2 separate regions of the Homo sapiens genome follow, and region 1 is linked to region 2. A link is a loop called in an ENCODE intact Hi-C map of the cell type or tissue named here. Cell type or tissue: gastrocnemius medialis. All regions are shown on one strand. Links, peaks and the distances in the headings refer to the core of each region. The heading gives the core; the rest is flanking DNA. Region 1 overlaps RERG (RAS like estrogen regulated growth inhibitor). Region 2 holds the start of LINC01489 (long intergenic non-protein coding RNA 1489).

The links. A loop is a pair of places that touch in the nucleus more often than their neighbours do. Peaks named below come from ENCODE experiments on the same cell type or tissue, not always from the same donor. Only the 100,000 strongest peaks of a DNase experiment are listed, where the experiment ranks them.
Region 1: it touches region 2 in a loop (2.2-fold over the local background); 5 of 110 quality-filtered maps call a loop at or near these places.

What each region holds. Positions count from the first base shown.
Region 1 is chr12:15,123,565-15,126,494 of GRCh38, forward strand. The region is part of intron 2 of RERG (RAS like estrogen regulated growth inhibitor); the gene reads right to left. Among named protein-coding and RNA genes, the nearest start is that of RERG-IT1, 10 kb to the left of the region's middle. In gastrocnemius medialis, for the core only: no CTCF peak of the experiment used is centred there; no DNase peak of the experiment used is centred there.
Region 2 is chr12:15,000,846-15,003,775 of GRCh38, forward strand. LINC01489 (long intergenic non-protein coding RNA 1489) reads left to right here and starts at 988. Exons shown (of 4, transcript NR_120466.1): 1 at 988-1,061; 2 at 2,090-2,190. In gastrocnemius medialis, for the core only: no CTCF peak of the experiment used is centred there; a DNase peak (open chromatin) is centred at 1,466; H3K4me3 peaks cover 738 bases; H3K27ac peaks cover 1,213 bases.

The DNA.
Region 1 (2,930 bases), core at 326-2,825, 120 kb after region 2:
TAAATTTAAATAATAAAATTTTATCCCAGTTGTATAATTTATTAAATTTATATAATAAATATTAAAACTTATTAATTTTTAAGTTTATTACATTATTAATACATTAATAATCTAATTTAACTATAATTAATGAAAATGGGTACTATAAAGATTGACCTAATTTCCTTTTGACTCCCTTCCCTCTCCATCCCAACTATCTTGAGCAAAGTTTGTCTTTTGAAGTAAAATGGTGGTATTGATTTAAGGCCTTGTTGCTCCAGAAGTTTTAAGGTTTGACATATTTGATTAGTAGTTACTGTTGAGTCTCTGCCTTCTGAAATATTTTATTTTCTTCCCATTGCCTGAACAACCCCTGCCTTTCCATTAAACAAGCCAAACATGTCCAATGGCTAATGTAGGGAAGACTGTTTTCCTCCTTTTGCCTAATTTACAACCTACTTGGCTAATTCTTCATCATCTGTGGTTCTGTTTTAGTATTACTGGTAGTATGAATTTTATGATTATTAATGAAAATTGGTTTCTAACAAAATGGAAAATTTGGTAAAGAAACATTTAATCCAATAAAATATTTTTAAAAGTCACTTAATGTAATCATTCAGTGGCATGATATTCCATTCATAAGTAAGAGCTAAAAGGTAAAACCACTACATTAAAATAGTCACGTTATTTCTAAAAATTAACCAATCTATGCTGGTTACTCAAAATAATTCCTGACATCATTATCAAGAAGAAGCAGGCATCAGGAGTGCCAGATTTAGTTTCAGAATAATATTTTAAAATGAAAATTAATTAGGTATGATCTGTACAATAAATCAGCTTCAGCAAGAAATGAACTCTTCAAGGTAAATGTAAACTAACACACATGCTATTCCTTATTTAAGAGTCATATTCAAGAGAGATTCAGGCAAAACTTTCAAATGCTACCTTTCAGTATCATACTTGAAAAATATGTCATTACTTTTCTTTATAGAATTCATGAAGTAACTTGATTAACAATGTATATAATGCAATTTTTTTCTAAGATACTTAAGCATATGTAACCTCCTACACAGTTGTGATTGTTCTTTTCTATAGGTCCCCAGGCATACAGCTATTGCTATATAACAAATCCGCTCCAAAACTTTGTAGCATACAACAATAAGTATTTATTATGGAAAAATGCTGGAAATTTTTTTTCCAGCTGGAAAAAGTATTATGTATTTATGGGACTGTGGTGAGTTGATTGCATTGGAAAAATGTAACTAAAAGTGTTTAAAATGGCCAGGACAGATTTTTTTTTGGTTAGGAAAAGAATTTCTGCTCCAATTAAAAGTGCTTCAAGGAATATTACTCATAACCTTCACATCATGAATGCCTTTTGAATTTTGTCTATAATCCTAGTAACATACCCTATAAAGACCCTTGATATTTAATATATACTCTACAACAGTACAACATTCATATAATAATGAAAACTTACTATGGATGTATATTAAGTGATTTATATCATTTTCATTCTGTAACCTGCAGTACCTTCACAAAAAAATACATAGTTACCTATAAGTTGTATAATCACGTAACTTTAAAATACTTTTCAAGGGACTTCTACAAAAGTTTGCCAACTTTGGGACAATTCTGTCACAAACGGTTTCAAATATTTTGTGAAAAACAAAAATCTATGTTATATAAAGAGAAGGTAAATGTGGGTAATACTAGCACAACTTTAGTCCGTTATGGGTTGTGATATGTATATTTACCACTTGTTATCTGAATTATTTTTCCTATGTTTATTTATAATAAAAAAGTTAGAAATGTTAAAGCTTAAAAACTACATGAATAAATTATAATAAACTTACGTAGTATCCTAAGTATGAAGCTTTTCAAGGTTGAGATGCCTCCAGGAGATAGAGTAGCTCTCTTCATTTCTCCTCCATTTTCATTTCATTATAGTACTTACAGTTTAACTACTTGATCTTACCTTGACCAGCAAAATTCAGGAGGCAATGACATACATTACCAAGCCCAGAAAGGTTGTAAAATCAACACTAAATTGTTTTCAGTTTGGTTTTTATGATCTATAGTTAAAATGTCATAATAAATAAAGCAAGTGTTTAAAAAATAATGGAAAAGAGAAGAATGAGAGGATTTAATACAACATGGGAACTGTTTTCTCATTTCATTAAGCATGACCTCAATTTAAATAATATTTTAAAAATTATAATGGAAAAAGTTTAAAAGTAATGCAGTAGTGTTATAATTATTCATCTTCATTTAGTGTATGCTCTATTCAGTTAGGCATTACAGTAAATATTTACACATGTATCTTTACTCTTCACTTCCTTATAGTGTGGAATATATGGATACGGATATGAATACAATGTATGTATATTGGTGAAGAAACTGAAGCTCAAGTTGTTTACATTTCTTCCTAAAATGTGAGCCTACTCTTTCCTAGCCTCAGGATCTACATTCTCTTTTTACAGATGAGGGCTTTGCTACCAGGGAGCTTAAGAGTCTTACTAATGTATTCCTCTATTGTCTAAACCCTTAATTTGAAAAATTCCATGGAGAATGTTGTATATACCATATATATATATATATATATATATGTATTTACACACATACATTTTTACATATATAAACATTCTTCCATTTGAAAAAAATGCATCGTCTAGTCTCAACCTTCTTTTGTTACAAAAGAAAAGACTAAAAACCCTGGTGAAAATGAAACCTGAAATGTCTATTAAAATCTGATATTTTAGACATAAACTTCTGAACATTTATTATCCTCTTTTATTGCCTAGGTGTGGAGCACCAACACTATTCCCTTAATTCTAACACACGTGATGTGCTAACACACATACATAGACAATGTAATTATCCTCATGATACCATTTTGCTTCACCATCTTAATTTACTTGACTGTACATTTCTTACAGGGTTTATTGCTA
Region 2 (2,930 bases), core at 304-2,803:
TCAGAAAAGGAGTGAAAAATGTTTTAATGTTAGGTATAAGAAGGAACATACTGAGAAGTGTGGTTTTAAAAAATCCCCATCCCCAAATAATTAAAGCTTCTATCCACAGCATGATCATCATTTCAGTATACATAATCTGCAGCTGCTGCATGGCATTTAAATGAAGGATTAGTAAATGCATGCTACAGCCTCAGTTATTTTTCTAACATAGGTCACCACAAGAAATATGTACACAACAGGTTTGATTTATATCCTCAATATTTCAGTAGTTATGGTGCCTTGAAGAAGCAAAACAAATTGGAGTCAAGACATTTGTAATATTTATTTTGCCTAAAGTAAAAAATATGACAGAATTAGAATAACCATCATTTGAAATTATTTCATTCAGGCAACCAACTATACGCTAAGATACAAGTAGGTGATTTTCCCCTGAAGTTTGAAAAGAAGGACCAGTCTCTGAAACATGTCCTCTGGTTTTCTACTTCTCCCAAATATCTTCTCTTGCAAAGTTCATCATTAAAGCTCTTTGAGGATTATTTCAGACCCCTACATGCTATGTCTGGGACACAAGAACAGTCTTAAAGAGAATGTCCTGAAGCTCATCCACCTCAGTGTGCAGGGCTGGAGCTCATGTATATGTACTTTGGCTCTCACCAGAAGTGGTGAATCTTAGGGTTCTGGGTCTTATTGTTTTAAGAGATATGATGTGAGCCAGGCTGCTTAGTATGAACCACCGACAGATGAAATGATGGCTTATGAAAGAAAGTTAATGTAAAATATTAGCCCATGTGAGCTAGCATAATCAGTTGTTTTTATTAAAATGTTATGTGTTTGTTGCATTAGGAAAAGGAAGTGGATTGGATACCCCTTTGTTCCCACATATCTTCAGTCTTTTTACACTTAGCACTACCGGCTATTTTTAGCATGCTTGTTGTCTGCCTATCCTGTTACAACATCACCTCCACAAGGACAGGGAATTTGCCTGTGTTGTTCACTGTTATACCCACTCCACTTCCTAGGAAATGCCTAGAAATAGAAGGAACTCAGTAAATACTTCCTGGGTGAGTAAATACATGAGAAAATTATTTGTGTGCATGGATAGTTGCAAAGATCACTATGGCATAAGCAGAGGCTTCCCCACTCGGGTTACAGCAGTGCGGTTCTTTGTTTGCAAACTGCAGTTACCAGCTGAAGCATCTGCTGTGATTTTTTTTTTTAATCTACTTCAGTTTACTTGAAGGGTTTCCTAAGAAGACAGTGTGCTGGTTTATGAAGCTATTGTCTCTCTACTTCAAACCCACCTTTCCTTACTCAGCTTTATGGCACTGGGGCTGGGATGATAGGAAATAGAGTTTTGGCTGCCTGTGAGGCTTCTCTGAGAGGGAGGCACTGGATGCTTGCTGGAAGGCTAGAAAGGGAGGGAGGGAAGGAGAAGTCCCTGTTCCTGGCAGCGGCATCCGCCAGCAACAACCGCCCTCTCTTGGCAGCAGCAATTGGTCTGGTTCTAGTCTCCACCTTCTTTCTACACTTTTTCTGCAAAGTTACCCATAGCAGCCAGGCAGTGCCCTCTCCTCAGAGATCTGGTCCGAGTCTGACAATGGCTCTGCCGGGCATCTTCTCTGATTAGGGCAGCTTTCAGACAGCTGATTGCTCATTAGGAACACCTGGGACGGAACCGCAATTTCTTCCCTTTATTCTACCTTCTCTATTTAGCTTAGCCAATTCCTTATAACTGATTATAATTAATTTATAATACATTCCATCTGTTATAATATGCTTTCTAGTTTCCTGACCCGGACTCTGATGGATCATGTTCTTTATCCTACAGCTATGTGTGTTTCTGCAAATTCTATATTTCAAAGCTCTTAACAATTCACAAACTTGCAGGACTTCTTTTAATTTAATTTAAAATGATAGTGGGGTTTCTTTTAATTTAAAAATGTTTTTCTGTTGGTGGGTATTTAAACACATAAAACAAATAGAGATTTACACAAAATACAAATGCTCCAGTCTTACTTATCAATTTTTAACACATTTCCATCGGATTAATGTTCTCTTACTTTCAAACTCCCTCTTTTTAAAAATGCAGAACAGAAACCCCAATCGTTCATGAATTCTCAGAGCATCCCTTTCTGTGATAATAGAGTGGAGAAAAACTTCCTGTGGGTCTGCAATCCTATCCCCGCACAGGTAAAATACTTCTTTGTTTTTTCATGTGGAATATTTTGAGCAGTTTTCAGGATGTTCCAATCTCGACAGCCCACTCGCTTGTCCCTGTGGCGTCTGAGGGGATGCTGACACATGGAGTTTGAGAACCACACTTTAAGAAGTTGTTCTTTCCTGTGGGGCAGAATTAGGGCAGCTTTCCGACAGCTGATTGTTCATTAAGAACACCTGGGGTGGGACCAGAAGGAGGACAGAAAGTGCCATCTGAGATTGCAGAAATTCTCTTTAATTTCACAATTATGCCCATAGCAGGCTTTCTGTGGCAGAGTTGTTGACCTAAGGTTCAGAAGACAATCTGACTTGGCTAATGACAGCATTTTCTCATGATCTGCAAAACATGAAGAAATGATGCAGTGGGAAGGTTGAAGCCATCGGTATAGTGAGTTGCTTGACCTGCAGAGAAGTCATAAGTTCATTTATCTTCCTCTCAGCAATGACTTAAACTCCTGTCTATTGAGTGCCTCCGAGGCGCAAGACAGGATGCTAGGCACTTGATTCTTCACACACTTGTGGAGTAGGTATTATAATAAGAGCACTGATCACCAGTCTTGAGCTCATAATTAAATGCCCCACAACTAGAATGTGGTCGAGCTAGTCCTTAGTTAAATCTAGGGGTAAAGTCTGGTTGTTTTGACTTTTTTACCCTCCTTCCACCATAAAGCATAACATATTCTCACATGGAAACCTGCAGGGCAATTCCCCTG